Regions from separate parts of the Homo sapiens genome. Here all the other regions are linked to region 1. A link is a loop called in an ENCODE intact Hi-C map of the cell type or tissue named here. Cell type or tissue: heart right ventricle. All regions are shown on one strand. Each heading gives the region's core, and the rest is flanking DNA. Links, peaks and the distances in the headings are about the cores only.

Evidence for each region. A loop is a pair of places that touch in the nucleus more often than their neighbours do. Peaks named below come from ENCODE experiments on the same cell type or tissue, not always from the same donor. Only the 100,000 strongest peaks of a DNase experiment are listed, where the experiment ranks them.
Region 2: a loop joins it to region 1, with 2.7 times the contacts of the local background. A loop is called at or near these places in 17 of 110 quality-filtered maps.
Region 3: it touches region 1 in a loop (2.8-fold over the local background); 23 of 110 quality-filtered maps call a loop at or near these places.
Region 4: a loop joins it to region 1, with 2.1 times the contacts of the local background. A loop is called at or near these places in 22 of 110 quality-filtered maps.

What each region holds. Positions count from the first base shown.
Region 1 is chr17:2,171,339-2,178,697 of GRCh38, forward strand. It overlaps SMG6 (SMG6 nonsense mediated mRNA decay factor), which reads right to left. Exons shown (of 19, transcript NM_017575.5): 13 at 1,320-1,521. Among named protein-coding and RNA genes, the nearest start is that of SMG6-AS1, 85 kb to the left of the region's middle. RefSeq lists enhancers at 1,555-2,291, 5,140-6,604. In heart right ventricle, for the core only: a CTCF peak has its summit at 3,791; a DNase peak (open chromatin) is centred at 3,733; H3K4me3 peaks cover 1,464 bases; H3K27ac peaks cover 5,000 bases.
Region 2 is chr17:2,118,980-2,126,338 of GRCh38, forward strand. All of the region lies in intron 13 of SMG6 (SMG6 nonsense mediated mRNA decay factor), which reads right to left. Among named protein-coding and RNA genes, the nearest start is that of SMG6-AS1, 33 kb to the left of the region's middle. RefSeq lists enhancers at 3,660-3,719, 4,925-4,974. In heart right ventricle, for the core only: a CTCF peak has its summit at 3,796; DNase peaks (open chromatin) are centred at 3,753, 3,972 and 5,044; H3K4me3 peaks cover 752 bases; H3K27ac peaks cover 3,771 bases.
Region 3 is chr17:2,082,396-2,089,754 of GRCh38, forward strand. SMG6 (SMG6 nonsense mediated mRNA decay factor) reads right to left here. Exons shown (of 19, transcript NM_017575.5): 14 at 3,330-3,506. SMG6-AS1 (SMG6 antisense RNA 1) reads left to right here and starts at 7,343. Exons shown (of 2, transcript NR_199038.1): 1 at 7,343-7,359. RefSeq lists enhancers at 1,505-1,564, 1,635-1,714, 2,170-3,082, 5,544-5,593, 6,955-7,134 and 2 more. In heart right ventricle, for the core only: no CTCF peak of the experiment used is centred there; DNase peaks (open chromatin) are centred at 2,196, 2,764, 3,406 and 5,506; H3K27ac peaks cover 5,000 bases.
Region 4 is chr17:2,104,330-2,111,688 of GRCh38, forward strand. The region is part of intron 13 of SMG6 (SMG6 nonsense mediated mRNA decay factor); the gene reads right to left. Among named protein-coding and RNA genes, the nearest start is that of SMG6-AS1, 18 kb to the left of the region's middle. In heart right ventricle, for the core only: no CTCF peak of the experiment used is centred there; a DNase peak (open chromatin) is centred at 3,469; H3K27ac peaks cover 3,140 bases.

The sequences.
Region 1 (7,359 bases), core at 1,133-6,132:
TTTATTGAAAATGAAAGAGTGTGTGTGTGTGTGTGTGTGTGTGTACTATAAATTAAATACGATTATATATGATCAGCAAAATAACAGTGCTCTCACTTCTGGGTAGAAAGAAGGATTACGGATAATTTTTCCTCTTTTTATTTGTGTGTGTTTTCCAGATTTTCCACAGTGAACAAATACTCTTTTATACTAAAAACTGTTTGTTTGCTTGTTTGCTTGTAGAGACAGGTTTCTCATGTTGCCAGGGATGGTCTCAAACTCCTGGGCTCAAGCGATCCGCCCGTCTCCGCTTCTCAAAGTGCTGGGATTAAAGGTGTGAGCCACTGCAACGGGCCAAGACTTTATATTCTACATAAAGTCTCTCATATTTGTGGCTCATGTTTGGAATTTTTACTTTTTTTTTTTTTTTTTAACATCTCCCTATGTCCCTAGTATATACTTCATGTAGGTCAAAAGACTTCCTCCTGAGAAGACATTTGTGGAGCCTCCCCAAAGGCCTGTCCCCAGGGGATGTGATCCTCACTACTCTGCAGAGAAGTCAGTCACAGGGTATTCCTGCCTCCACACAGCACTTCGCTCCCAAGCTCGGTGGCTACTACTTCCCTAGCCTAGTAACTGTTATTACACGTGGGAAATGTGAAGCCGACTGGACTACCCCTACTCTTTACCTGGCTGAAAACCCAACTGATAAGCAGAGACTAAGAACTCCACAGTCTCCAACAGCGCAACAGGGAATCGGCTTTGTTTTCTATAAACAGACAGGCAAGAAAAACGTTCAGGTTAAAACGCAGTCCTCAGAGGAAGGAAAATAGAAACCAGGCAGTGGGGAATGCTTCATATTCCTACAAGTTTTTTTTTCTAAGTTAACACATGGTGTCTGCTTCTCTCTAGTCACCTATTTATCACTCTCCTCCTCAGAGAAGGGAAAAAGCCCTGGCTGTTTTCCTAGTGCAGAGCTTTGTGGCGGAGGGGGGCGGGGAGGAAGGGGGAGAAAGGAGGGTGCTTTAAGCATGATGCAAACCATTTGGAGCTGAGTGAGAGCACTGCCAACACAAGCTGCACTATTTAAACAAGTGAGGAAATGATCGTATATACAACATGCCAGCAAGCACACACACACACCAAAGGAAGTCGAGAGGGCTTTTTTTTTTCAGGACACAGAGCTGGATGTCAGCGGCTAAAAGGTCGATATTTTCCCTTAACACCCTTCTCAATGACTTAATCATGTTCCATTTGCACAGAAAACTTCCCAAGAATAAAAAAGTCTGGAGAATTAAGAGGAGGGGCGAATGGGGAGGGATGTTTGGCCTGGGGCTGACCTTATCCGAGGTTTTCTCCACGTAGCAGGGGTCCTGAGGGGCAGCCAGCAAGGGGACAAAGCCCGAGAGAAGCCGATCCTCTTCCAGGATAAGAAGGGTGAGGTCATCATCCGGGTCCTTGTACAGTGGCACCTCAGACTGATTCACTGCAGTCAGTATGTTACAGAAATCAGCCAGCGTCGACCATACATCCACAGCAACACTGTGAGAAATAAGGTAAGAAAAGAGCAGCTCTAAAGAGGGACCAGTAAAAAAAAGTATTCTCAGTATTTGTGAGCAGGGAAGTACTTGCAGCAAATGTTGTCTAGGCTGGCATCTGCCAGGAAATCATACCCCAAAAATGCTAGGAAACAAAACTGTGCCCAAGGCAGCAATCTGAGGTATGTGTATGTGGATTTATGCAAAGTTGAAATTGATTAGGGGGAGTTTTTAATCCTCACCAGAGAGGAAAAAGAATTTGGAGACTCAGTTGCCTAATGCAGGGTCCTGTCATCTTTCCAGACAGTGTGCCTGAGACGCTTACTCAAACACTCTAGACACCCAGTGCTTGTGGCTGCTCCCAGAATTCCCCACTGCTGTCCAGCCAAGTACATGCCACACAGACAGCAACTGAGCACCAGCCTCTCCTCCTCCAGCCACAGCCATGGAGGGTCTAGTCACAATACAGCAAGAGTCATGCATGTTTTCCTCCTACAATGCTTTAGAAATCTCTTCCCTATATATAGGCAGGCAATCAATCAATCAATCAACCAATCACACAAACAAACAAAAACCTCATTCCTGGCCCATCAAGATCCTCACAGGAAGGTAAAGCCTCTTACACAATTCATCAGCGCTGTCTCAGCCATTCCACACCTCTCCTTTCTCTCATTTGTGGAAGGTGAGATACAGGGTGATCAACTATTCCGGTTTGTGTGGGACTGTCCCAGTTTTAGCACTGAAAGTCCCACGTCCCCAGAAACCCCCCAGTCCTGGGCAAACTGGGATGGCTGGCTGTCCTAATTGCGTATCACCAGGTCCTGGCTGAACCTGAGAAGAAACCTTGAAACTGCAAAGTCTGGCTCTCCTTAATTGAAATTTCAGCATAGAATTATAAAAAAAGAGGTTCATTTCTCTGTCACCATCACTTGTCAAAAATCGACTGTGGGTCAGATTCCTGCTTTGGTGGGTGCTGAGGATCCATAAAGCTTTTTTTTTTTTTTTTTTTTTTTTTTGGCCTGCCCAGGGATACTACAAATTGTGGTAAGCATATAGGGCCTGCCAAGGCTACAGACTTGGCTTTCTTCTCCAGGAAAGCACCTAACCAGGAGTCTGGAACAGATAATATCCTATGGATGCTAAGTTTTACTCTAAAAGAAGAGAGATGCATAGGAGAATTACAAAGAAAAGCTTCACAATTAGATTCATGAGCTAGAGTGGCAAGAGGCAATATGTAAAGAGAGCTGTAAGAATCATCCTGGGCGGGGTGTGGTGGCTCACGCCTGTAATCCCAGTACTTTGGGAACATGAGAAGGGAGGATCACTTGAGGCCAGGAGTTCAAGACCAGCCTGGGCAACACAGTGAGACCCTCTTGCTAAAAACAACAAAGAAGAATCATCCTGGAATCTCCCCAGTGGAGTTACTGCCTATGAGTCCTACTAGGGAGGGGCCTCAGATCTAAGCAATTTGTTTCTCCTGGAGACCAAGAATCTTTGGGAGATGGCAGAAAAGAAAGCATTCAAGGGACATGCCACCGAAGGTGACAGTGGGGGAGAAAGTGGAGCAGAGGTATGGGAACTCCCTGACTGGCTCCAGGTGGAAGGAGGCTGCAATGGTTTATTTACTGTAATCATTGCACTAGGAAAAGGCAATGAAATGAAACATCTTGTTTTCAAGAGTGTCCTGGGAACCAGACGGAACACAGCCCCATTAATCACACAACGGCACATAATCAACACACGTGTACTGCAGAAGTAACTCGCTTCACAGGCTTTACCCAGGAAAAAGAACATGTTTGGGAAGAATCACCGGAGGGACGAGTTTTCTAAAGCCTCTCTCAGCGCAGACACCGACAACCAGACTCATTCACAAAGCTCCATCTTTTGGCTCAGCCGGGTTTGGCTGTCAGAAATGTTTAAATATGGAAAAAAATAAACAGTTGCAACACGTTTCTGTGCAGAGATCTGCCTGAGCTCCTTTGTGATGTAATGGGAAACGCGGCATTCAGGCTACCAGCTGTAGAATAAACAGAACTTCGAGGGTTAAAAGGAACTGAACTTTCCACGACCCCATCTGCAGAGAAGAAAATAATAAGAGGAATGATGCACTGCCCCACAGCCCTGATAGTTTATCCTCCGGTCCCGGCTGCAGAGACAAGCACCGGATGTGATAGGGCTGCTCAGGGCCGCCTCCGAGGTTAGTGCTGCCCATGGGAGACGCACAGGGAGGCTCTTCCAGTTCCCCGCTTCCTCCCCCAGTGCCCTGCTGGCCACTTGAGCCCGCTGCCTGAGTCTGATCCCACAGCACTGGTGAGCTTTGGCCAACAGGCACTGCTCGGCTGCAGAGCAGCAATTTGGAAAATAAACAGGAAAGACGACAGTGAGAAGGAAGAAGGTGAAAAGTCTCCCAGCTGAATTCTTGGCTTGGGGGCCCTGGTTGGTGCGTGCAGGTCAAGGCTGCTGCAGGACATAGTTGGGGGTTGGGGGTGGTGTGGGCAGCAGCATCCCCAGCCAGAGAGAGGCGGCCGAAAATTACCCACGGCTGCCACAGTGGGAGGCCCCACATCCCTCTCTCATCCTCCCACCCCTACCATCTTGGATCCAAGATGAAGAAATATGTGGTACCATGTGGTTCTCATTACCATGCTCTCCTGTCCCCTAAGGCTCAGATAAACCAAAACTGACTCCTCCCAGAGACTGCTGGCCACCACTAGGGACCCCTGCCCACATACGCCTTTTTGCCCATTACCACCCACCTTGTACCAAAACCTTGAGACTCACTGCAAAAATAAGGTGGACGAGAATCCCTACCTCAATGTTGATTTGTAAGAAAGCAGCTGATGCCAAAAGACACAGGGAGTGCCCAGAGTTCCCAACTCAGAAATATAAATAAAAGTGGTCCAAGAGCCAAGCTAGACTGTGCAGAACCAAGGAAATACACAAAATGCTTCAATGAGAGGTCACTTCTGCTCTGGTTAATTCAAATTGGTCTTGTGCTCTGATTGTGAGTAGCTGCCTTCTTCTGGTGTTTCAGTGGGATCACCCAAACTCAGTTCACATTCATATCATCAGTTATCTCCTTTCATCGAACACCACAGACATGAACACAACACAACTACCCAGAGACCCATGGGCGACACAGTGACTCTCTACAGGAGTGAGGGAGTGTCAGGAAACTCAAAGGAAGAGGTGCTTTGAAAAACCAGGTGAGATGTCTGAACTCAAAAGTTAAGATATTTGCAAAAGGATGAGGTAATTCCTGGAAGCTGGGCAACATCACCTCAGCTTACCCCAATCAGGCCTCTGGGCTGGGAGGTCAGTTCTGTGGGTGCACATAGGATTTCCTGTCTGTAGAAGGAGAAAAGCTTAGCTTTTTCCTGCTTTAATTCCTCATCCCAACCAGGAGCACCTTCTAGCCTTCACCCGACAGCAGCCCTTAGGCCCTATGGATTCAAGGTTGGCCAGGGCCAAGGAGCCAAAAGTCAAATTCGGGTGGCGATGAGGATCTGTAAACAGCTGCCAATCTTTTGGAAATGCTTGGGAAATAACTTCCCAGAAGGTTTCCCAAATAATCTCAAACAACTTTTGATTCTAAATGGACCCTCTAGAGTGCTGTGGACTCATGCAGGTCCTTCTGGTTTGTTCTGGTTCAATGCATATTTTAGGGAAATTCCCAGAGTCCACAATATCCCGCTAAAGTTAGGGTGGACTGTTCACCAAGCAGACACAAAGCAGCCAGAGAATACGCAACTGTGTCCAATGAGCCTGCTTATGGCTCCCAGAATGATGGCCAGGGAGTCTCTCAGCAGCTGTGATGTGATTAGAGAGCAGGGATCAGCAGTTGCAAGGTGACCCACTGGCCCAACCCCACAGAACACACCACACACCAGGACGGCAGAGCCCTGGCTGGAGTCGGAAAGCCAGATCCGAGTTTGGGACAAACCAGCAGTGACTAGTTACAAGTATGCACTCAGAACCAAGGCTCACTTGCTTCCCTACAGACATGCATTCACTTAGTCCACCAGGAAAGGAAAAAAATAAGAGTTAATTTACTTTTTATTGCCTCAGAATTCCAAGGTTTAATGTATCTGTCAGTTTGAGTGCAGTGCAGCTGCTGGCCGATACAATGCAGCCCAGGCCAGCCCAGGTGACTGGGGAAACACATTTCACAGAAACAAACCAACACACACTCCTGGCTGGTTGTTTGGGGGATATTGACTCCGGAATCAGATTAACCCTTCAGGCTGAGGTGAGTTCTGCAAATAGCTGTAGAAAGGCAGCTGACGTCCAGGGAACTGAGAAGCCCTGCTCTCAGAGGGGCCATGGGTTTCTGTGTTCCTAAAATTTTGCTTTTCTCACAGGAGAGGTTACCCAACTGCAGCATCCTCTGACAGATTAAGGTATGCCAGGTGAGACACGTCACACCACAATAATCTACCTTCTTGCCCAGAACTCAGAAAGGCAGTCTGCCAGCTTCATAGGGAAGGAGTCAGGCAGGACTTTTTCTGAAAGCTCCACTGGGGCAGGACTGAGAGGAGGAGAGAGTCTGAAAAGAGTGGAGCACCAACGCCTGACCAAGACTCAGTCCATCTTCCTGGCAAGTCTAAGGAGGATGAGGCACTCACACACTCCTTCATATTTTACTGGGGGAACAAGCTGACTGGTGATTAACATCAAGTACAATGACCCCATGTTACAAGCCTGCTGGGGCCTGTGGAGGTGGCCATTTCCTGTGTAATACCAGCTTGTTTAAACACTAACATTCAAACTCCACAGCTGCAGAACAAACCCGGAAAGAGTTGAGTGAGAAGAAGCCGTGCATTGTGTTTCAGAGCTATGGAAGATCAGAGAAGCAGTACAGATGGGAAACAAGTTGGGTCTTCTGGTTCCTGGAGTGAGGAGATCTGGAAATACAGCCAAGATGGCACAGAAGCTAGGCACAAAGAAGCTGAAAAAGAGGACACCCATGTGGTACAGACACAAAGACAAATGGCTGTAACAAGAGAACCACGCCTAAGACATGCAATATCTGCCTTTTCAAACGGTTTCCCTGTGGGCCATTATATCCTAGCCTACAACTGTCCACGCAGGGGTCAGAGGCTAACATAAGACCACTGTTGCCCTGGAGAGCTTCTCACTCCACTGGAGAAAACTGCAGGAATTCAGCAGCTAATAGCAGAAATGGACTTGAATCCAATAAGTGTGGCAGAGTTAAAAGAATAATACCCGGGCTTGAAATGGCTTAGCATGCCTCTTGGAAAGCCAAGATGTCATGCCAACTCTGTTTGCATTGGGCGAAGGATTTGATTCTGGTACCTCAGTGCTAGGTAGCTCAAGAGGCCCTGGGCTGGGCTGGAGATGGGGAGAATTCTATGCGGCTCCTGGAGATTTCTAGCAACAATGTGTCATCCAGATGCCACATGATACAAAGAAGAGACAAAGGTATCAAAGGCCACCATTCCAGGAGTTAAGATATGAGCAGCAAGACACCATCCTCTAAGAATAAGAGATGTTTGCTGGGTGACCCCTAAAGAGACCAGACTTAGATGAAGGTAATCCCTTCTATCTTTCTCATTTATACCAACAAGTCGACTTGGGACTTTGGGAGAGTACTCACCCTAAATCAATTTTGCCCAAAAGGGCAAATCAAATTCTGAAGCTTAGTCATCCTGCCCTACTGCAAGAATATAAACCTCTCCATGTTCTAAGCAGGGCAGCTGGAACCCTATGGCCAGCAATAGGTCACAGTAACCTCGTTCCAGGATTTCTCAAGTATCAGAGCACCTCAACCATCCACTGCCCCCAATATGTTCGGGGTCGGCGCCTTATTTGATTTCAGTTC
Region 2 (7,359 bases), core at 1,573-6,572, 52 kb before region 1:
AACCTCCGTCTCCCGGTTCAAGCAATTCTCCTGCCTCAGTCTGCTGAGTAGCTGGGATTACAGGCACCCACCTGGCTAATTTTTTTTTTTTTTTTTGAGACGAAGTCTTGCTCTGTCGCCCAGGCTGGAGTGCAGTGGCACGATCTTGGCTTACTGCAACCTCCGTCTCCCGGGTTCAAGCAATTCTCCTGACTCAGCCTCCCAAATAGCTGGGATTATAGGCATGTGCCACCACGCCCGGCTAATTTTTTGTATTTCTAGTAGAGATGGGGTTTCACTGTGTTAGCCAGGACGGTCTCAATCTCCTGACCTTGTGATCTGCCCGCCTCGGCCTCCCAAAGTGCTGGGATTACAAGCATGAGCCACTGCGCCCGGCCATAATTTTTGTATTTTTAATAGAGACAGGGTTTTACCATATTGGCCAGGCTGGTCTCGAACTCTTGACCTCAAGTGATCCGCCTGCCTCAGCCTTCCATAGTGCTGGGATTATAGGCATTAGTCACCGCACCCAGCCCAGAATTATTTATTATTATTATTTGAGACGGAGTCTTGCTCTGTTGCCCAGGCCAGAGTACAGTGGCACGATCTCGGCTCACTGCAACCTCTGCCTCCTGGGTTCAAGCGATTCTTGTGCCTCAGCCTCCTGAGTAGTTGGGATTACAGGCATGTACCACCATGCCCAGCTAATTTATTTTTTTTTGAGACGGAGTCTTGCTCTGTTGCCCAGGCTGGAGTGCAGTGGCGTGATCTCGGCTCACTGCAAGCTCCGCCTCCCGGGTTCATGCCATTCTCCTGCCTCAGCCTCCCAAGTAGATTGGGCTACAGACGCCCGCTGCCATGCCTGGCTAATTTTTTTGTATTTTTAGTAGAGACCAGGTTTCACTGTGTTAGCCGGCATGGTCTCGATCTCCTGACCTCGCGATCCACCCGCCTCGGCCTCCCAAAGTGCTGATATTACAGGCATGAGCCACTGCACCCGGCCATGTCCAGCTAACGTCTTATATTTTTAGTAGAGAAACGGTTTCACCGTGTTGGTAAGGCTGGTCTTGAACTCCTGGCCTCAAGCGATCCACCCACCTCGGCCTCCCAAAGTGCTGGGATTCCACGCGTGAGCCACCGCGCCCGGCCTCCATACAGCGCTTAGAGGAGAACCGAGTAGAAGATCCTCATCACTTGGGATTTTTAGCCCTCATAAAGTAATAACCATAAAAGAAAAGCAGGATAAATTGATTTCATGAAAATTAAAACCTTTTGCTTATCAAAAGATATTAAGAAAATGAATAGGTAAGACACAGGCTTTGTGAAAATATTCACAAAACATGTATCTGACAAATTACTTACATCCAGAATACATAAGGAACTCAACAAGAAAATAACTCAAGAAAATGGGAGGAAGATGTGAAAAGATCCTTCATAAGGAAGATAGGCAAAAAAGTCAGTAAGCATATGAAAAAGTATACAACTTCAGCTGGGCATGGGGGCTCACGCCTAGCACTTTGGACGAGTGAGGCAGGAGGACTGCTTGAGCCCAGAAGCTGGAGACCAGCATAGACAACATAGCAATACCTTGTCTCTACAAAAAATTGTAATAAAATGAGCCCAATGTGGTGGCACACACCTGTAGTCTCAGCTACTTGAGAGGCTGAGGCAGGAGGATTGCCCGAACCCAGGAGGTCAAGTCTGCAGTGAGCTGTGATTGTGCCACTGCTCTTTGGCTTGGGTGATAGAGCAAGACCCTGTCTGAAAAAACAAAAAGCATACAACTTCATTAGTCATCAGGGAGATACAAATTAAAGCCAAAAATGATATATCACCAGTCACCACACACCTACCAGAAAGAGGATGTGAAGCAATGGGAAGTGTCATAATTGTTGGAGTCTAACAAAATCATCTTTGGAAAAAGCTGTAGGGCAGGGGTATCCTGGGCCACGATGGAAGAAATGCCTTGGGCCACGCGTAAAATATAATAGCACCAACTATAGATGATGAGCTTAAAAAAAAGCGGGGGGCAAAAAAGCTCATAATGTTTTAAGAAAGTTTACGAATTTGTGTTGGGCTGCATTCAAAGCATCCTGGGCTGCGTGCAGCCTGTGGGCCACGGGTTGGACAAGCTTGGTCCAGGGGATCTCTAATAAAAAATGCACATCTAATCTCTGACTCAGCAATTCTAATCCTAGGCATTTACTCAAGTGAAAACACATGTCCAAAAACAGATTTGTGTACAACTATTCACAGCAACTTTATTCATAACAGCTAAAAACTAGAAACAGATTCACTGTCAACCAGATAAACTGTGACATATTCATAAAATGGAATACTACTCAGCAATAAAAAGGAGTGAGCTACTAATATATACTAATATATGTAACAACACAGAGGAATCTCAAAAAGATTAAGCTAAATGAAAAAAGCCTTTCTCAAGAGCATGTACTTATTGTGTGATTCCATTTATATGGGGTTCTAAAATAGGCAAATCTAATCTTGGTGGAAAAAATCAGAACAGAGCTTGCCTCTGGGGACAGAGGTGGAGATAAGGGATTATAATATAATTATATGATTATTTATATATACACACACACACATATATGTATATATGTACATGTCTGTCTGTGTGTGTGTGTGTGTGTGTGTGTGTGTGTGTGTGTGTGTGTGTGTGTGTGTGTGTGTAGAGAGAGAGAGAGTATCACCCAGGCTGGAGTACAGTAGCATGATTTTGGGCTCACTACAGCCTTGACCTCCTGGGCTACTAAAGCAGCTCTCCCGAGTAGCTGGGTCAACAGGTGCTAGCCACTACATTTGGCTAATTTTTGTATTTTTTGTGGAGATGGGGTTTCGCCATGTTGCCCAGGCTGGTCTTTTCTTTTCTTTTCTTTTGAGATAGTCTCACTCTGTCGCCCAGGCTGGAGTGCATGGCGCAATCTCAGCTCATTGCAACCTCTGCCCTCCTGGGTTCAAGCAATTCTCATGCTTCAGCTTCCTGAATAGCTGGGATTATAGGTGCCCGTCACCACATCCAGCTCATTTTTGTATTTTTAGTAGAGACGGGGTTTCACCATGTTGGCCAGGATGGTCTCGAACTCCTGGCTGCAAGCAATCTGCCCGCCTTGGCCTCCCAAAGTGCTAGGATTATAGGCATTAAAAAAATTATTTAAAAGAAGAAAAAATGGATGGATGGGTGGATAGATGGGGGAAGAGAGGGAGAGAGAGAAATAAACAGATAACATGATAAGACAAATACAGTAAAATGAGAATCACAGCATGTAGGTACTGGGTATAAGTGAGCTCACTGGAGAATGTTCAACTTTGCTGTATAATAAAATGTTGGAAAATCAATCACATCACTAAAAAAATAAAAAGACAATATCTGGAAGCAGTGGACCTAGTCAGATTAAAAAAAGAAAATCTGCATCAATCCCTGTTGCCGTCACTAAACAGCTGTCTCATTAGCTATTAAGGAAAACACAGTGTCAGAGGGCTGGTTTTGCCATGTAAAAGAAGTCTTCAGCTTGCTGTGTCCTAACACTGGATCGCATATAAATCCCCAAATTCTAAAGGCTAGAAAGGTTTAAAATGTAGATGCAGCTTCAATATCCAGGAGGCAGAACTAAGAACAAGAGATGTAAATCTAGCTCTGGCAGTGGGAAGCGGGGCGGGGGGCAATGGCGAAGCTAAGTTAGAAGCCGCGAGCCACTTAGCCTCTCCAGCTCCAGTAGTTCTGTGTCTGGACGTCGGCCCCATATACTGGCTTAAAACCTCAAGATACTAGAGGATCTCACCAGTGGGAGGTGCCAGAGCAGCTGAAACATGTCCCTGTAAACAATAAATGTTTATCTGGGCAGATAACCTGGCAGACAGCCTTATTCTCATCTTAGGCAACTCGAAACTCCACAACAGGAGACTGAGCACAGAGGGGCCCCTTCCTCTTTGCCACATGGGTAGGAAGCAGAGATGGAGGTGGTCCTGGCTCCTACCACATGAGGGGTGGCAGAAAGCCACTCTCTGTAAATGCCAGCTTCTTCCCTGCTGGATGATGGCCAGATTCCCTTAAACACAGAGGGTGGGGACAGAGAAGTCAAGTGAAGCAACGCTAGACAATGCTGCCGCATAACGCTGGCTGCTCCACCGCAGCCCTGAAGGTATGAGGAAACCCTGGCGTGTTGGCGGCTGCCTCAGGAACCGCGCTGGCTAAGGGCTTCCCCAGGCCTGGGTGGGAGGCTTGTCACTGACTCTGGCCACACACATAGGCTTGGTCGCCACCTCGGTCAGTGGCAAACAGCTGCTGAGAGGGGAGGGGAGGAGTAGACCCAGGGGTGCTGTGTGCTGCACAGCCAAATCTTCCACTTCTGGAGACTCCAAACGATATTCCTAAGAGCCATATGGCTTAAACCCCATGGAGGTACCAGGAAAAAGGCAGTACGACGGAAAGAGGCAGCTGGAAGGAAGGAATGGAAGTGTGTTAACGGCACAGAAACTCCTTTCATTGACAATTAACTGCAAACAATTTTATTACCAGTTCTGAAACCCCAATCCCTAACTGATGAATTAAATCTTGGCAATGGTTATTCCTCCCACCTATACACTTCTGCCCACACTCTTCTTGGAAGGAGAGAGGACAGGGAAGTGAAACCCACAGTATGCCAAAAGGGAAGTCGAGCTCTCATTCATAAGACTACTAAGCTCTCTCCCAGGGAAGAGAATGGAGATGGCACAACAAAGGCTCTTTGCTCTGAAATAGCACCGAAGTGAAGCCCGGCAGAGCCAGGGTGTGGATCTTGGATGGAGTGCAGAGGAGGAGTGTGTTTGTGTATATGTTTGTGCTCATCTGGTTTTTGTTGGGGGAAGGTGACAATTCATTCTTTTGATTTCATTCAAACTTAGAGCTGCTTTTATAATCACTTCCTGAAAACAGAGCAGGAAGAGAGTGCTATCTGCTCACCCCACCCTCCATTTAACACTGCCCCAGCAATCCAACTATGTGCTTTACACTGAGAGGCCAGCTTCTTGCCTTTGGCAGCACTGAAGGCCAGACATTACCAGCACTCCTGTGTACAGCTCAAGGCTCCACCCAAATCAGACTGCACACACTGAATCCAAGAGGAATATCATTCCAGAACAACAACCCAGGAGAGAGAGAGGAGAGCTGAGCAGGCTGGGTGGGACAGTTGGGGCACTTCTAACTTCTGACACCAGGACACCCAAGTGGTTGGCAGAGGCATTTTGGTAGTGCGGTGACAGATCAACTGTAGTGTGGGAAATCCCAAATGCTACAGTAAAGAAGTTATCTCTGTACAAAGAAAGGGGTGACAATAAGGGTGGGGTACAGGCCACAGGGCAGTAAGGTAGAGAAATCAGTTTTAGCGAACTGGCTAACTACTGGGTTAGTCCAATTCTGAATACACAAGTAATATTCTAGCCTCTTTTCAGGAGAGACTGATGTAGAGTAGTCATGGGCAGGCCAGGGAACAAAGTTCCATTTCTGGCCTAAAGTGGATTGGAGGGTTCCTCCGCAGAGAGTCGTAACAGAGTGTTTATATAAAACCCCACAAACCCACTGCTCCTGGCTGTCCAAGGCCAAAGGCATCTTCTTCCTGGAGAGCTGTGTCTCTTACCCTCTAGGCTCTAAGACTCCCTATTTTACTTAGTCAGGTTTCCTGTTTACTCTGAGACCTGTGATCTCCCCGGGGAGTCATTAGAGAGAAGCTGGGGAAGGGGCAGCAGGGAGACGGAACAGTACTAAGGACACAGGTCTTCCGCATCCTACCATTACTTCTTACATGGCAGAAAAACGAATGGACACTGAAAGGGGGTTTCCTGGTTTAATTAATTATTTACAGCGTTTATTCTTTATTTTTTGTTTCTAACGTGCAGGCATCTCTTAGACTGCTGACCCTCAAGGAAAATGCAATTGGGAGCACAACCATGATTGGCACCGAAAGGCATTTTTTGTTGCTGTTCCCATGAGAACCCCATCAGAATGATGAACAAGGTACATACGCTGCTATAAAATAATCAGCATCTCCATTTGGAGAAGGAATTTCTTTTAAAAACACCTCATTTGGGGCACTATGGTCTCTTCTTCTATGGAAATAGGAAGAGGCAGAAGGAGTTCCATTCCTGCCAGAGCAGAGTCTACTTTTTGCTAATTTTTTGGAAAACAAGAGGTTCTCTTTGGCTCTGGAGAAAAACAGACATTTCCAAAGGGAAAATAGAGAAGGAGACAGGGTCTGATGTGGCAAGACTTGTAGCCCTCTCATATCTCCGAGACAGAGATAACCTGGAGGGACCGAAACCCCCTATTTATTCACCCTTCTAACCATGCATTCCATACAATCCAGACATCCTGAGACCAATGATGATTCAGATACTACAAGGCCTCTGAAGACGTCACTACGATCCTACGATTTAGGAAGAAAAGAAAATCTGAGGATAATTCTCTTGGGCTTGCTGGCCAATAGGATGATGATTAGCTACAATATGGCCAAACAAATTTAAATTTCCTAAAATTGAATATAATTAAAAACGGAGTTCCAATAAATGGAAAAACATTCTATGTTCATGAATTGGAAGACTTAATATTGTTAAGCTGACTACAGTAACCAAAGCAATCTACAGATTCAATGCAGTTCCTATCAAAATCCCAATGGCATTTTCCACAGATCCATAAAAACATCTTAAAATTCATATGGAATCTAGCTGGATGCAATGGCTCATGCCAGTAGTCCCAGCACTCTGGGAGGCCAAAGCGGGCAGATTGCTTGAGGTCAGGAGTTGGAGACCAGCCTGGTCAACATGGCAAAACACCGTCTATACTAAAAATACAAAAATCAGCTGGGTGTGGTGGCGCATGCCTGTAATCCCAGGTACTTGGGAGGCTGAGGCACAAGAATCGCTTGAACCTGAGAGGCAGAGGTTGCAGTGAGCTGACATTGTGCCACTGCACTCCAGCCTGGGAGATGGAGTGAGAACCCATCTCAAAAAAAAAAAAAAAAAAATCATATGGAATCTTAAGGGACCCCATACAGCCAAATTAATCGTGAAAAAGAACAAAAGTTAAAGGGCTCATGCTTCTGGATTTCAAAACTTACTGCAAAACTATACTAATCAAAACGGTGTGGTACTGGCATAGAATAGAACAGAAAACCTAGAAGTAAACTCTCACAAATACAGGGTCAACTGACTTTTGACAAGGGTGTCAAGACCAATTCCAATCTTATGGAAGGAATAGTCTTTTCAATAAAAAGAGCTTAAAAAAACCTGGATATTCACATGCAAAAGAATGAAGCTGAACCCTTACCTAAGACCATATACAAAAACAAATTCAAAATGGATCAAAGACCTAAAAAGAGCTAAAACTAGAAA
Region 3 (7,359 bases), core at 1,164-6,163, 89 kb before region 1:
CTGGCCAACAGCTGGGAATGAGGCGTGGAAGTTCCCTTGCCGCAGACAGCATCAGGGACAGATGCTGCAGCTCAGCAGACCTCGCCCTGGTTTCTTTTGAAGACTCCAGCCTGGTGGTGTGAGGACTGCTGGGCCCCTTTACTGGAATTCACACGACATGACCTTGCTCAGCTGCCCTCAATGGCCTGGGCAGGGTAGGAGGTGGCTGGCTGGCTTAAGGAGCCTCCTGCCAGGCTGGTGGCACATTCCCCAAGGATGGCACCTCCCTACTTGCAGCCTCAGCTCTTAGCAGCCATCACTCCCTGGGTGGTCCCAGGCTCCATTCCTTGCTTTCTTACTTTTGGCCTTGGTCAACAGAGAACATGCAGCTGCCCAAGATAGCTTCCTTTGAGGGACAGGGTTAGCATGGGTACACAGGGAATAATTTAGTAGAAGGTTCCTGTTTCTAACTGGATTATAATAATGACAGTGATGACAACAGCTATCACTTACTGAGTGCTTATTACTGGCCAGGTACCGGGCTACCCATTTTTCATGTATTAACTCAGTTAATCCTCACAACAGCCTGTGAGATAAGATAGGTGCTATCACCATCCCTATCTTATAAATGAACAAACTGAGGTTTAGAAGTCAACACCTCGCTCAGGGTCACATGGCTAGTAAAGGCAGAACAGGGATTGAAGCCCAAGTGAATCTGACTCCAAAGTTTATGCTCTTACCAATAATAATAAGCTAAGCCATCCTGAATCCAGACCAGAAGCTCAGATCCAGCCCTCAGTGGCTCAGCATCGTGAGGCCTGCTGCAGGCCCACCCTAGATCTGTTCAGTACAGACTGCTCTCTTCTCTAACTGTCCAGCTCAAGGTCATATACAGATGGAATCTCTTGACTGAAAGGGATTACTCAGGTGGGTGGCTGGGTAGATGACGGGGGTATACTTTGCCTTGTGAGCAGAATCTAGGGGTGTTTTGGTAGGATCCCTAAGCGACTAAACTGTGTTCTATTCACAAAGAACTATGTCTGAAGAAACACCTTTCCCTACCTCTCCCAATCTGCTGAAGTGATTCAGTTTTGCAGTTTGGGGAGAGATGAGATCTGAGGATGGGGCCAGAACTGTCACTATCCTAAGAGATGTCAGGGGTCTGGGATGCTGTCCACAGTCACCATTCATCTGACACAGGCATGCTATAGTGTCACAGCGCTCACCTCCAGAGAGGCCCAGGCCGTGGAAAGAAGGAAAACTCTGCACATTCACTTCCTTGTTCATGAGGTTAACCCAGACTGCAGTGAGCGGGACAGAATGCCTGCCTAGCCCATGGGGGAACACTGCCTCTGCCTGCTCTGACTAGGGATATACAAGGTTATCACGGGGCTTGAAGTGAGCTTGACTGAGGTCAAAAGAGGGTCAGAGAAGCTTGTCTGAGGTTGGCTCAGCTCTCACAGTAAACGAGGAAGTGCAAGGTTATGAAATTACACAGACCAGGGTAAGCACAGTTTCCCAGAGGCCACTAACATGAAGGAACCCAGGAGACTCGTGGGAAAAGGAAGAAGTGGGCAGCCTGGTGTGGGTCACAACCTTTGTCTGGTCAATAAGCCTTAGAACGAGAAAAAAAAGTGTGGCACTACCAAGATCCGGGACCAGAGAAGTCATCTGTTCCTTGTGAGGGCAGAGAAGGCCTTCTCTGGCTTTGGTGCTGTGGCCCTCTCTGGGCCTCACTTGCCTCACTGGATTTGGGACTGCAGGCTCCCCTGGCCACAGGGCATCTTTGGGCAAGCCTGGGAGCTAACCTGGCTGTGCCCTCAGCCTGAAAGTGCGGGTGAAAGAGCTGACGGAGGCACTGCTCCACCTGTGCTTCCCCACACAGTACCCAGGGCTTGGGTGGCACTGCTCTGCCCTGCCTGAAGCCTGGATGCCCTGCCAGCTTTAGCAAGCCTGCTGTCCCCTCCCATGCTAACAGCTCATTCTTTCCCATTATTCTCTGCCCAGGTTTCATCTGGAGAGTCTGGAATCCTAGGCTCAGCTTTATCCCTGGAACCACCTCTGTCCTGGAAGCTGAGCCCTATGTCATCAGGGGTGGGGTGGGGCTCTCCAGTTATTCTAATGAAGCCAGTCCAAGACTCTGCTGCTCTCAGGACTCTGATCCAAAGGTGGCCACTCTATCACTGTTTCAGATCACAAACGACAGCTTCCAGCTGACATCTGGCTTCCTTGGCCTGTTGCTGACTTCATCCCTGTACCCCGCCCTGCTCTACCGGGCGCTTGAGACTGCTGCAGGCCAAATGACTGTGTTGGCCTATGGGTGACCTGGCCCCTGGCTAGAATCGCTTCCGTCCCTTCCCTTAGTCCCATGTTCCTTCCCACCTAAGTCTCTTGTCTTTAACACTGTGGGGTAAAAAGAAGAGTCAACCTTCAGGTAAAAGTGAGGTGTGTGTGAACACACATCCAGACAGAAATACCCACACCCAGACACACAGCAGGGCAGCTGGAAGTGATACTAAATGCATACATGCTCCAACAACATCACACTCACAACCACTCAGAACCCACAGAGAGCAGGGAAGCTGGCAGCAGTGTTTACTTAAACTGACACACAAACCCAGCACACACAGACCCACATCAACAATCACTCCCAGAAAGACACAAATAGGCAATGGCAATATATAGGGCAGGGCAACTGCCAGTGGACTATTGCAGGGGCGGGTACACAGGCTCATGCATGTGCATGCGCGTGCGCACACACACACACAGACGCGCACACACACACACAGACACACACACACGAGTCTGGAGTGAAGCAAGGGCTACAGGAACAACCAAGGGCAAACAAACAAGAGGAGAATTCCTTAATCACATCAGGATGTGCAGGAGGGAGGGAGGGAACAAGGGAGGGAGGGTAGGGCAGGGGAGGGGTGATTTTCCACACAGGGCCAGCAATGTCAGCTCTTCCTGTACGTGTGCTGGAGGCTGGAGTTCAGGCCTGTGCTGCATTGGGCTCCACACATCTATAAACTTGATCCTGACCACCCCCCTCTCCCTTTCCTAAGCCTCGAGAGCTGCACATTATTCAACTCCTTTCTTTCTTTTCCTCCCTTCTCCTCAATGCAGCATTAAAAGAAGCATCTGGAACTCGTAGTGGAGTAGGATGGAGGCACCGGGGTGGACTGGCAGGAAGGGGCACCATCAGAGCACACTCTCGAGAAGCTGGCTGGTCACATTAACACAGACGCTGTTCTCTGTGCTCATAAATAAGCAGGAGGAAAAGCTGAAGCCACGAGCAGAATGGGGAGGGGGCCTTCCCTCTGCCACAGCGGGCTCTTCCCGCATAGTACCTCATCTTCCAGTCGTGTTCCCTCTTGGCTTCCCATTTCCTTTCCCATGGTGTCTGGGACGGGTGCCACTGACACATACTTTCCACCCTTGAATGCCAGCAGAGGCTCTTCTTGTCCACAAAGGGCTTCCAGAAAATACTTCAGCACTGTGACCCTTTTGCAGTCAGCTGCAATAACCTACAGGGTGAGAGGGAGAGAAGAAAAACAGCATTTTCTGAAAGGGAAGATGGAGACGAGATGTTGCTTGCCGGCTGAGGGGCACAGGGGAACTGTGTCAAAGCTACCAGGCAAGGGGGTCAGAATGAATGACGGGGTGCGGAGGGCACAAGGGCATGTCAGGTGGTAAGTGAGGGCCCAGGGCAGGCTGAGGATCAAGATCTTCTGAGGTTATCTCTCCTTAGGTTATCTCTGGGGCAGCAGACAACCCCAGGGACCAGTGACAGGTGCCTTACATTTATTTGAGTAAGGTCCTGATACAAAACAGAATATATGACATATCTTCTAAGTTTGGTCTAGAACCAGCAGAGGGAAGAGTGGAGTGCTTTCACAGCATAGAGCTTTCTGGGGCCCCTCGCTGCCACTCTCCACTCCTCTCCCAGCACCCCTGCTCCAGACTCCCAAAAGGAGAATTTTCAGCCCAAGTGCAAATTGAATGCTAAGGGCTTTCTTGGCTGTTTCATTTCAACCAGATCATTTTGGGCTTCCCCTGACAGGTTCCTGCCCTATCTAAGAGCTCCTCATGCTCAAGAGACTAGAGTCAGGCAGGAAATTGTCAGGAGAGAGACAGGCAGAGCAGGTGGGGATGTTTCACCAAAGCTATACTCTTTCTGACGTTTACGCCAACCTGCTCCCATGTGGCCACATCAGCACACAAGTCAGTGCTGTCAGAGAAGCTTGGGCTGATTTAGCTGAGATGAAACTCAGTATCTTGAGCAACAGTCAAATGTGTAAGTGTCTCAGATTAAGTGTCCACCGTCCCCCAGTCTGGGCCCCCCTTCTGGAGGCACCACACCTGCATGCCCTCTCCTCCACACCCGTTTGCTTGGCTCACACTCTCCTCCATGCTTGCCCCTGTGTGCCCTTCTCTTCATCTCTAGCCTCCAGCATCCTCTTCTCCCTACTGGCTGAGTGCTCACCAAGGGAGAGGGGCCCTGCTGGATCTGGAGCTTGAAAGCTGAAGGCCATTCCACATGGGAAACACACGTCCGTGGCCAGACGTGCCACAGGGGACGGCCCCTTCATCCTCACTGACTAGCCCCTGCCTCTCTTTTAATGCATCCTCGTTTCTTAGTGTGAAAGGAACTTCACAGTAATAAGCCTTCTATCTGCAGCACATAGGGAAGTACTAACCTGGAGACTACTGATGATCATTTTACAGGTGCAGGTGTTCTCTCTCTCATGTGGACAGCAACCCCTCTGGTGGCAAAGCCTAAATCTCATCGTTTTCGTACGTCACTGGCAAGAATTGTAAGGACAAGCTGTGCACACAGTAGGCTCACAGTAAAGACGGACAGCCCAGGGAAGCTCGGCTGGGTACCACAGAGAGCAGATGAAGCAGGCATGACCCATGTTCTCTAAGACAGTGGAAATAAATGAGCACCGCTGTGCAGGCTGGCTGCCCAGGAAAGTGCGGCACACACCGGTCAACTGTGTGCTCTGTGGCTGCATCCTCTGCCACCTTCACCAAAAAGCCAACCCCGCTTTCCTACACGGTCTAGGAGTGTTCTCTGCTTTCTCTCACCATTGGCCCTGTTACCATTATAGGCTGGAATCTCAAGCTAAGTACTTTGACCACCTTCACCTGAGAGGTTGATGTAGAAGGTTCTCGGCTACCCAGAAGGGCTTAGAAAAAGTTCAGCCCCTTGAGCTTGGGGTGCCTGGTCCTGGGCTTGCCTCCGTGAAGGAGAAGGGAAGCTTGTCTTGGCCCAGGGCAGGTAAGCCTGGTTCCATTGCGTGTATTCAAACATGTGATGAGGAAGGCTAGAAATACAGAAGCAGGGGCTAAAAGGCATTAAAGAACAGAGCCGAAATGAGTAATAGCCTGGCAGGCAGCACGCACAGTGGCCTCCCTGCATCTCCAGCCTCTCACTTGCATAGGAAACTTCTGCATTTCCACAAGACTGCCAGTTTCCTCTCTGTGGTCTAATTTTAACCACCTTGTCGTTACAGTGTGTGTCAGCCACCTGACCCCACTATGACCTCTGACCTTACGCCCCAGCTACTGCTTGCACTATGGAGAATTATGTAATGGGTCCAGGATTTTCCTTCTTGGTGTGAGGCTGCTGCCACTGAATGGAGAGGAGAGGGGAGCTAAGGAGTGAGAAGAGGACAGAGGAAAAGCTTGCAATTGTCCTTGGCCTCACCTGGACGATGAGAGGTACACTGGCACCCCTGCTAAGTGTGCAGAGGAAACCTGCCCAGGACAGGAGTGTGCCACGGACACATGCACAGACAGGCGGGCAGGAGTGTTGCTGCTGCTAGAGCACGGGCTACATGGTATGCTGCGTGGCTAAGAAAGCATGGTTTCTGGCCGACAGGGAGAAAAGCCACATGTGTGGATGTGGGACTCCTGGAGATGGGGATTTCCAGGGCACAGCAGGACCCAGGGATGTGGACATCCTGAGGCCACCTGCAGCACTTCCTTACAGGGTCTGTGGGAATTGCCTATTCCATGGACACAAGCAACGAGGAGTAGCCCTCTCCCAGTTTTCATTTCCGCCCCATTTAGAAGGAAATTGGTTTCCTTGGGGATTGTGTCTGTCATAGCTATTAGTTCCTTCTCTAGGACAAGGACAACTGCTGGCTGATATGCAAAAGGCTGTGATCTACTGGGGTCTCTGACCTGGTGTTAACAGGCCTGGAAAGGATTCTACCTGTTTGGAGAGAGAAAGGTTGTCTGTCTTTTGGAAGAGTACCCTGTCCTTTGCAATCCAAGCAGCAGGGAGGATGGTCAAAGCTGTGTAAAGTGTACTGTGGGAGTGAGAAGTGCACAGTCTGAGCTCTTTAGTAGATGGAGAAACTGAGAGGCAGAATGTCCAGGGCTTGCCCAGAGGCACAGAGAAACCTTCTGTCTGTAGCTCACTGGCCTGTCTGCAAAAGCATTCTGTCTTAACTTGGGGGGAATAAGCCCACTGGGGAGAGGACCACCGCTCTCTTGATGCTGGAGTTCTGTAGGAGACTTACGGGAATATTCTCCTAGACAAAGCCTCCAGCACTTGAGTCAGGGAAAAAGCAACACAAGACAGTTTAAATACAGTTAATAAGAGACTTCATAATGAAAGAAGCCTTTCAAACCACTGACAAAAAGCCAATTCCAAGATGATCTTTGCTTGGTCTAGGAGGACTTCCTGGTAGGAGAGGGGTTAAAGCTGGACTCCCTGCTTGGAGAGGAAGGACTCCAGATGAAGTCTGTGACATCATCCCCACAGTTAACTCTGCTCGTGAGCACATTTTTCCACTCTATATCAATGAAAACCAGAGAATGTAAGTGGCATGTATATCGCAGCTCTGGGGGCAAACTCTGGATCCTCCAGAGGAGAAAGAGCTGGGCGGGAGAGGCTCCCTTCCTGGGCTACATTAGCACGTGGGGCTGGACTGGGGATAGAGGCGACTAAAAGGGCCGCCAGCCAGGGAACACCCTGGGGAGCCTACGGACCTCTCCTCTGCGGTGTACCTTCTCAGTCACAGTCCTGACCCTTCTGGAGGGAGATGCACTGTGTAGGCGATTGTCAAGAATTCCCAAGTTAATTGACAAAATATCACATACAAATCATTTCAATCAGCTTGGGAAAGAAAACTGGGGCTTTAGGTCAGGGAAGAGCTGAAAGAAAGCCCCTTTCCCTTCCCCTGAAGATTGTCGGAGGCAGCTTACCACTGCAGCAGGAACTGAAACCTTTAGCTTTAGGGCTCCAGTTATCACTCTAATCAAGTCCACACGCAAAGAACCAAGCAGAAAGGAAAACTGAAAGTGAGATGTGGAGAGGCGATACCGGAGGCTGTTCTCTCCTAGGCTCAGTTCCTTAGAGAGAGA
Region 4 (7,359 bases), core at 1,322-6,321, 67 kb before region 1:
AAGGGTTCCGTCTGCCTCAGCTTCCCAAATTGCTGGGATTACAAGCTTGAGCCACTGTGCCTGGCCACCATCCAGACATTCTAAAGCACTTGGGTATTTATTGTGAAAAGAAGTCCTCACAAGTGACAATGCATACTGAACAAATTCAGGGCAGGGAAAGTTCTAGAAAGAAAAACCCATGAGCATGCCAGAAGCTCTTTAAAGAGGTTAAGGGGGTTGAAAAAAAAAAAGGTTCAGGGTAGTGGCAGGTAGAGCAAGTTAGCATCTTACTTCCTCTGCAATTTTCATTGATCACGCTTTCTTGGTGGCCTAAATATCCCATTTTACTGGGAAAGCTGTGGTGTAGATGAAGTGGTGACAGATGGTTACTAGGAATTATGTTATTTCATTTGATTATCATGGTAATCCTGTGAGACAGGAAGAGGAAACTAAAGCTCAGAAAAAGCAAGTGATGAAGTGATGAAGCTGGGCTTTGAACCCAGATTTGTCTTACTCCAAAGTTTGTGCTCAGTTCATTATATTATAATATGGCCTCTTATGAAGGTAATGGCACTTTCACAAAGAGTATAGGGAAAGGTCTCTACTTCAAGTCATCTTTTTTTTTGGGAGACAAGGTCACACTCTGTTGCCCAGGCTGAGTGCAATGGTGTGATCTTGGCTCACTGCAGCCTCAACCTCCCAGGTTCAAGTGATCCTCCCACTTCAGCCTCCTGAACATCTAGGACTACAGGTATGCACCACCACACCCAGCTAATTTTTTTTTTTTTTTTTTTTTTTTGTAGAGATGGGGTCTCACCATGTTACCCAGGCTGCTCTCAAACTCCTGGACTCAAGCAATCCTCCCGCCTCGACCTCCCAAAGTGCTGGGATTACAGGCGTGAGCCACTGCACTCAGCCTACTTCAAGTCTTTCTCACTTAAAAAATATTACACTCAGCCGGGCGTGGTGGCTCACACCTGTAATCCCAGCACTTTGGGAGGCCAAGGTGGGTGGATCACCTGAGGTCAGGAGTTTGAGACCAGCCTGGCCAACATGGTGAAACCCAATCTCTACTAAAAATACAAAAATTAGCCGGGCGTGGTGGCAGGTGCCTGTAATCCCAGCTACCTGGGAGGCTAAGGCAGAATTGCTTGAACTTGGGAGGCGGAGAGTGCAGTGAGCCAAGACCGCGCCACTGCACTCCAGCCTGAGCAACAAGAGCAAAACTCTGTCTCAAAAATAAATAAATAAATAAATAAATAACACTTGCCCAGACTCAGCAGTAGCCTAAAGGCCCTCAGGACAGAAGAAACAGTTCTGACGAATTTGCCTTTAGAGGAACACAAATTGAATGGGTGCTTGGCTAAGCTACAGGCAAGAAAAGAAATACTGAAATTTAAAATTTCTCAGGATACCTGCCCTAAAAAGAGTTCTATCACTTAGATTCATTTCATTTCACTGGACATAATATGGGCAAAACCTCAGCTGAATACTTGATGAGCTGAATGAATATAGGAAACTAGTAACTGCCAGATGTTAAGTTTTAAGACCTATATGTGGGTAACCTCTGAAAGTTGTCTGCACCACAGCCTTGAACTTTTCTACTGAATGTAAAGAGTAAAGTCCATCATGAAGACAGGAAAATGGAAATCAAAGCTCCCTCCTGATACTTGGCACCCAAAGGCTCCACAAATCTGTCAATCCAAGTAACTTTTACTTTGCAAGCAACAGGGTGTGTTACTTATCTGGCAACGCTTGATCTTGGAGAAGGTATGAAGGAGGAGAAGAGAGAATAATAGTTTACTTCTCAGTGGAAAAACCAGGCTTAAGGAGGAGATACTGATTTCTGATTGAGTTCTCAGGGAGACCTTCTCTGCCATAGAATTTTCCCTTTCCACCCCATCACTTTTCTTCTTGTCTCTTTTCTTACTAAGGGAAGTTTCTTCAAACTGCTGTCTCTGGCTCAAAGTTAATTTCCCTTTGGCCAAAGCACTCTGCACATGCCATTGTTCCATGCCCTGTTATGCCAGAGTTCAAGCAGATAAGCCACCAACGTGCCTTTTAATAAAGGAAGGGAGGGGGGTCTCTCAAGGGAACTCTGCTTACTGGGGGAAAAGAGAGTCCTATAGCAGCAAAGGCACATACTACCATTCCTCGGTGACCTCAGAGGAGTCTATTTACAAAGGCTATAGTTAGAGAGGAAAGGGCAAGAAGGAAGGGAAAGAGAGGGAGACCATGACCAGAGAGGTCTTATGTCCCACAGGAATAACTCCGAGGACAAGGGAAAGGCTGTCCTGTCACAAGGGCAAAATTAACCAGACCCAGCCGATTATGAGAGAGGGAAGGAGGATGCTGGGAACATGAAGGGGGCAAAGCTTACAGGCCACTACATATATGGGGGAATGCAGGAGGAAAATGTTTCAAAGCTGATGACAAGGCAGACAGGAAACCTCCGTGTCCCTGCTGACAGGAAAGAAAGAGTGAAAGAAATTCTGGGATCTTCTCTCTAGGCAGGAATTTTTTTTTTTTTTTTGAGACAGAGTCTCGGTTTGTCGCCCAGGCTGGAATGCAATTGTGCGATCTCGGCTCACTGCAACCTCCGCCTCCCGGGTTCTAGCAATTCTCCTGCCTCAGTCTCCCAAGTAGCTGGGATTACAGGCATGTGCCACCACGCCTGGCTGAGTTTTGTATTTTTAGTAGAGACGTTTAGTATTTCAGTACTTAGTAGTTTAGTATTTTAGCCTGACATGTTGGTCATGCTAGTCTTGAACTCCTGACCTCAGGTGATCTGCCCACCTTGGCCTCCCAAAGTGCTGGGATTATAGGTGTGAGCCACTGTGCCCAGACTCTATGCAGGATTCCTAATAGGCATGTGAAGTTCCCTGTCTTCCCATGGGTGTGCTGACAGCTGGAAATCCTGCCCTTTGGGTCAGGCAGGGCAGGGATCTAGACCTCTCGGGAGTTCATGAAGAGGTTCACTAAGGACTGAAACCATGATCCCAAACACAAATGGGGACTGTCATTTCCTGTTGGGTTTCCATGCTGTAAAAAAGTGGGGGAGAAATGCCAGCTACGAAGTACTATGTCTTCTATGGAAAATGGAGTATGCAGTGTATCTGGCTCCTGGTTCTGACTTGTAAATCTAAGTGAGAACTAGTTGTTAGCTGCTAGAGGATTATAGTGTTAAACAGACATTCTACCACCCAACCTGCCAGCCTTTCTGCTCACTGTCTCTGGGCCTCTAGGTAGCTGATGACACAGTTGTCTTGAGCCTCCATAGGAAGGGCAGTCTTGGGCTGGGGCAGCTCCTCTGGGCACTAGTTCACTGCTCTGTGTTCTTAAACAGCTCTGATGGAACAAGCCATCTGTGAGGGTTATTTAACTTGGAGCTGGAAGAGGGTGAGGATGTGGAAAAAATAAACTGAACAGCCAATGGATGGGGCCAGAGAGAGAGAGAAGGCAGGTGGCATGTTCATGGGACTGCGTGCCAGGGCCAAGCGGGGTGGGACTGCAGAAAGGAATGGTGCCGAAAGGAGGCCAGCATGGGAGGGGCTGGAACACCCAGGACAGCAGAATTTTATTTCCAAAATGGTATTTTGTTGTTCTCCTTCAAGGGCACCCAAGTCCTCACTTTAGAGTTCTATTTCTGGGAGAATCTTGGAATAGTGTAACTAAGCACACCTGCCTCGCCTTCTGAAAAGCTACCTGAACCTTGCCCAATTTCTGAGCCTTAGCCTACAAGATAAATCTAACAGGTTTTTTTTTGTTTTGTTTTGTTTTTTACATCCAATGCCTCAAAATAATGGCAACAGCTAAGTGGGTAGAAAACGGAAATGAAGGATTACAGAGAATTTGCATGAATTACAGAAAACAGCTATAGAAACTACAGGATGATCCAGAAGGAGACATGGGAATCTGATGTGTGACTGAGTTGTAACTGGACCTCTTTGGAGTCTTCTTAGCCACTCTCCAATCCCCAGCGTCCACTATGAAAACACATATTGAAACTTTCATTTTTAAAAATCTTGCCAGGCGCAGTGACTCACGCCTGTAATCCCAGGCCTTTGAAAGGCCGAGGCGGGCGGGTAACTTGAGGTCAGGTGTTCGAGACCAGCCTGGCCAACATAGTGAAACCCTGTCTCTACTAAAAATACAAAAATTAACCAGGCCCACGCCTGCAAACCTGCAGGTGCACACCTGCAGTCCCAGCTACCCAGGAGGCTGAGGCAGAAGAATTGCTTGAATCTGGGAGGCAGAGGTTGTAGTGAGCCGAGATTGTGTCACTGCACTCCAGCCTGGGCCACAAAGCGAGACTCTGTCTCAGATAATAATAATAATAAAAAAATTCTGAGCCAGGTGTGGTGGCTCATCCCTTTAATTCCAGAACTTTGGGAGGCCAAGGTGGGTGGATCACCTGAGGGTTAGGAGTTTGAGAACAGCCTGGCCAATACAGCGAAGACCCGTCTCTGCTAAAAATATAAAAAAATTAGTCGCGCATGGTGGCGGGCGCCTGTAATCGCAGCTACTCGGGAGGCTGAGGTGGTAGAATCACTTGAATCCAGGAGTTGGAGGTTGCAGTGAGTTGAGGATTACACCACTGCACTCCAGCCTGGGCGACAGAGCAAAAAAACCTAGGCATTTTCACTTATTTTATCTCATTTAATCCTTACTAAAATCTTATGAAATAACTAATGTCATCCCCATTTTTCAGAGAGTAAACTCAACCCCAGAGACAATACATTAATTATCTGGCGTTTTCTCATGACTAGCACAGAGCATAATAAAGGCTATGACATCTATCTAGAACAGGAAGATGTATTTTTCTGCAGGTTGTCCTGGCAAAATAGCATTAGAGTTGACAGTATCTCATCTGATCCATTCCTGATTACCAAGTCTATGTAGTATATTCTCACAGGATTTGAAAAAGAGACCAAAAAGCTGCTGTTAGAATATATGTCTCTCTTTTTTTTTTTGAGATGGAGACTTGCTTTGTCACCCAGGCTGGAGTGCGGTGGCACAATCTTGGCTCACTCCAACCTCCACCTCCTGGGTTCAAGTGATTCTCGTGCCTCAGCCTCGTAAGTAGCTGTGATTATAGGCGCGTGCCACCACGCCTGGTTAATTTTTGTATTTTTAGTAGAGACAGGGTTTCGCCATGTTGGCCAGCCTGGTCTTGAATTGCTGGCCTCAAGTGATCCGCCTGCCTCAGCCTCTCAAAGTGCTGGGATTACAGGTGTGAGCCACCGTGCATGGCCTTTCTCATTCTTTATTAAATATTTTCAAGGCAGTAGATTAAGAATAGGATTAGAGACAGGAATCCAATAACTACGTGCTGCTTACTCTACTTTTGAAGAACACATATAGACACGCAAACCATTATAAACTACTTTGAAGTATAGTTTCAGTGCTTTATACTGACAAAACAGAGACAAAATTTCTGGACCAGCCTATACTAGAGAAACCTATATACACCCTAAACTTTAAAAAAATTGACAACACAAGGGCAGACGCAGTGGCTCACACCTGTAGTCGCAGCACTTTGGGAGGCCAAGGTGGGTGGATCACCTGAGCTCAGGAGTTCAAGACCAACATGGCAAAACTCTGTTTCTACTAAAAATACAAAAATTAGCCAGGCGTGGTGGTGCACGTCTGCAGTCCCAACTACTTGGGAGGCTGAGGCATGAGAATTGCTTGAACCCGGAGGCAGAGGTTGCAGTGAGCAGAGATTGCACTACTGCATTCCAGTATGGGCGACAGAGTGAGATTCCATCTCAAAAAAAAAAAAAAAAAAAAAAAAGACAACACAGAACTAAAAGCTGTCACTTAATTCTGTTACTTAAGCTAAAGTCACTCTTGCTGCTGACAAAGTACCAAAGGAGTTCAATGAGATATGGTGGCATCTCAGAATCAAGTACCAGGCCAAACTGAAGCCAAAGCTGCTTAGTAACGTGGAGTTCAGAAACATGGCACATGGTGAAAAAAAGCAATACAAAGGCCGAATTTTAAAAACAAAACCTTCCCACCTTTGATTTTTAGGCCCTGTTGCGAGTTTCTGGTATGTTCTTCAGAGATAGTTCTGCATTTACTGACATATGTGATTAACTACGAGCTCTCTCTATGCCTTTTATAGATACATTTATGTAAGTGGTGATATACTATGACACACGCACACGCACACACACGGTATTTTAAAGATAATCAACATCATTTGTGAAGCACATTTCATGCCAAATACTAAGGATCATCAACAATAAAGCACTCTGTGTTGGGGGGACTGATGGAAAGATCTGGCGGAAGCAGCAAAGGAAAGCAGACGGAAGAAAGACCCTGATGAGGTGCTCAAGTCCATCAGTCATCATCAAGTCCAACAGGCCTGGGAGAGGTCAGCAACAACAGTCTCCCCAGCCAAGCAGGGTCTCAAATGACAAAAAGTTGGGCAAAATAATGTGCAAAGTATATACATGTGCTCCAGTCTGCACGCTGCCCAGAAAGAGCTCCCACCCCAGAGGAATCAATATCAGGAGGGTCATCAACAAATTTGAAGGCCAGAAACAAAGAGTGCTATATATGTATTTACTGTGAAAATTAAGCGGCTCCAATTCCATTTCGATGTGTAGGCTATAGGTGTTACGGCAAGAGCTGCCTGGTACATCTGAAGGCCGCTACGCCCACCTTCAGTGCCAGTTTCCTTATCAGAGGAGCTCGTAGAGCCTCACAGAACACAAAGTAAGATATCTGAGGTGTTTCAGGCTGATCTCACAGTCTGAGTTCTAAATGTATTCTACTGAAATTCAATAAATATTTATTAAGCACATGCTATGGTGTGGCAGGCCCTATTCAAACCACCAGGAATACAGCAGTGAATAAAACAATGCTCCTGTTCCCATGGAACTTAAAACATTTTTCTGAGACTGAGAATCAAATAAGCAGACAGTAGTGGGAAGTACTGTGAAAAAAAGTTGGGTAAGGGAGACAGAGAGCGGCAGGGTGGGGAAGAGTATTGCTATTTTATATAAGATGGTGAATAGAAGACCCTAAGAAAGGTAATATTTGATCAGACTTGAAGGTGCAAGCCACAAAAAAGAGAGGTCCTTTCTTATCTCGCTCAAAGAGGTCCTCTGAGATCACAGGATCTCGCTGTTGCCCAGGCTGCAGTACAGTGGTGTGATCATAGCTCACTGCAGCCTCGACCTCCTGGGCTCAAGCGATCCTTCTACCTCAGCCTCCCAAGTAGCTGGGACCACAGGCGCCTGCCACCACGCCTGGCTAATTTTTTATAGAAACGGGGTCTCCCTATATTGCCCAGACTGGCCTTGAACTCCTAGGTTCAAGGGATCCTCCGGCCTTGGCCTCTTAAAGTGCTGGGATTACAGGCATGAG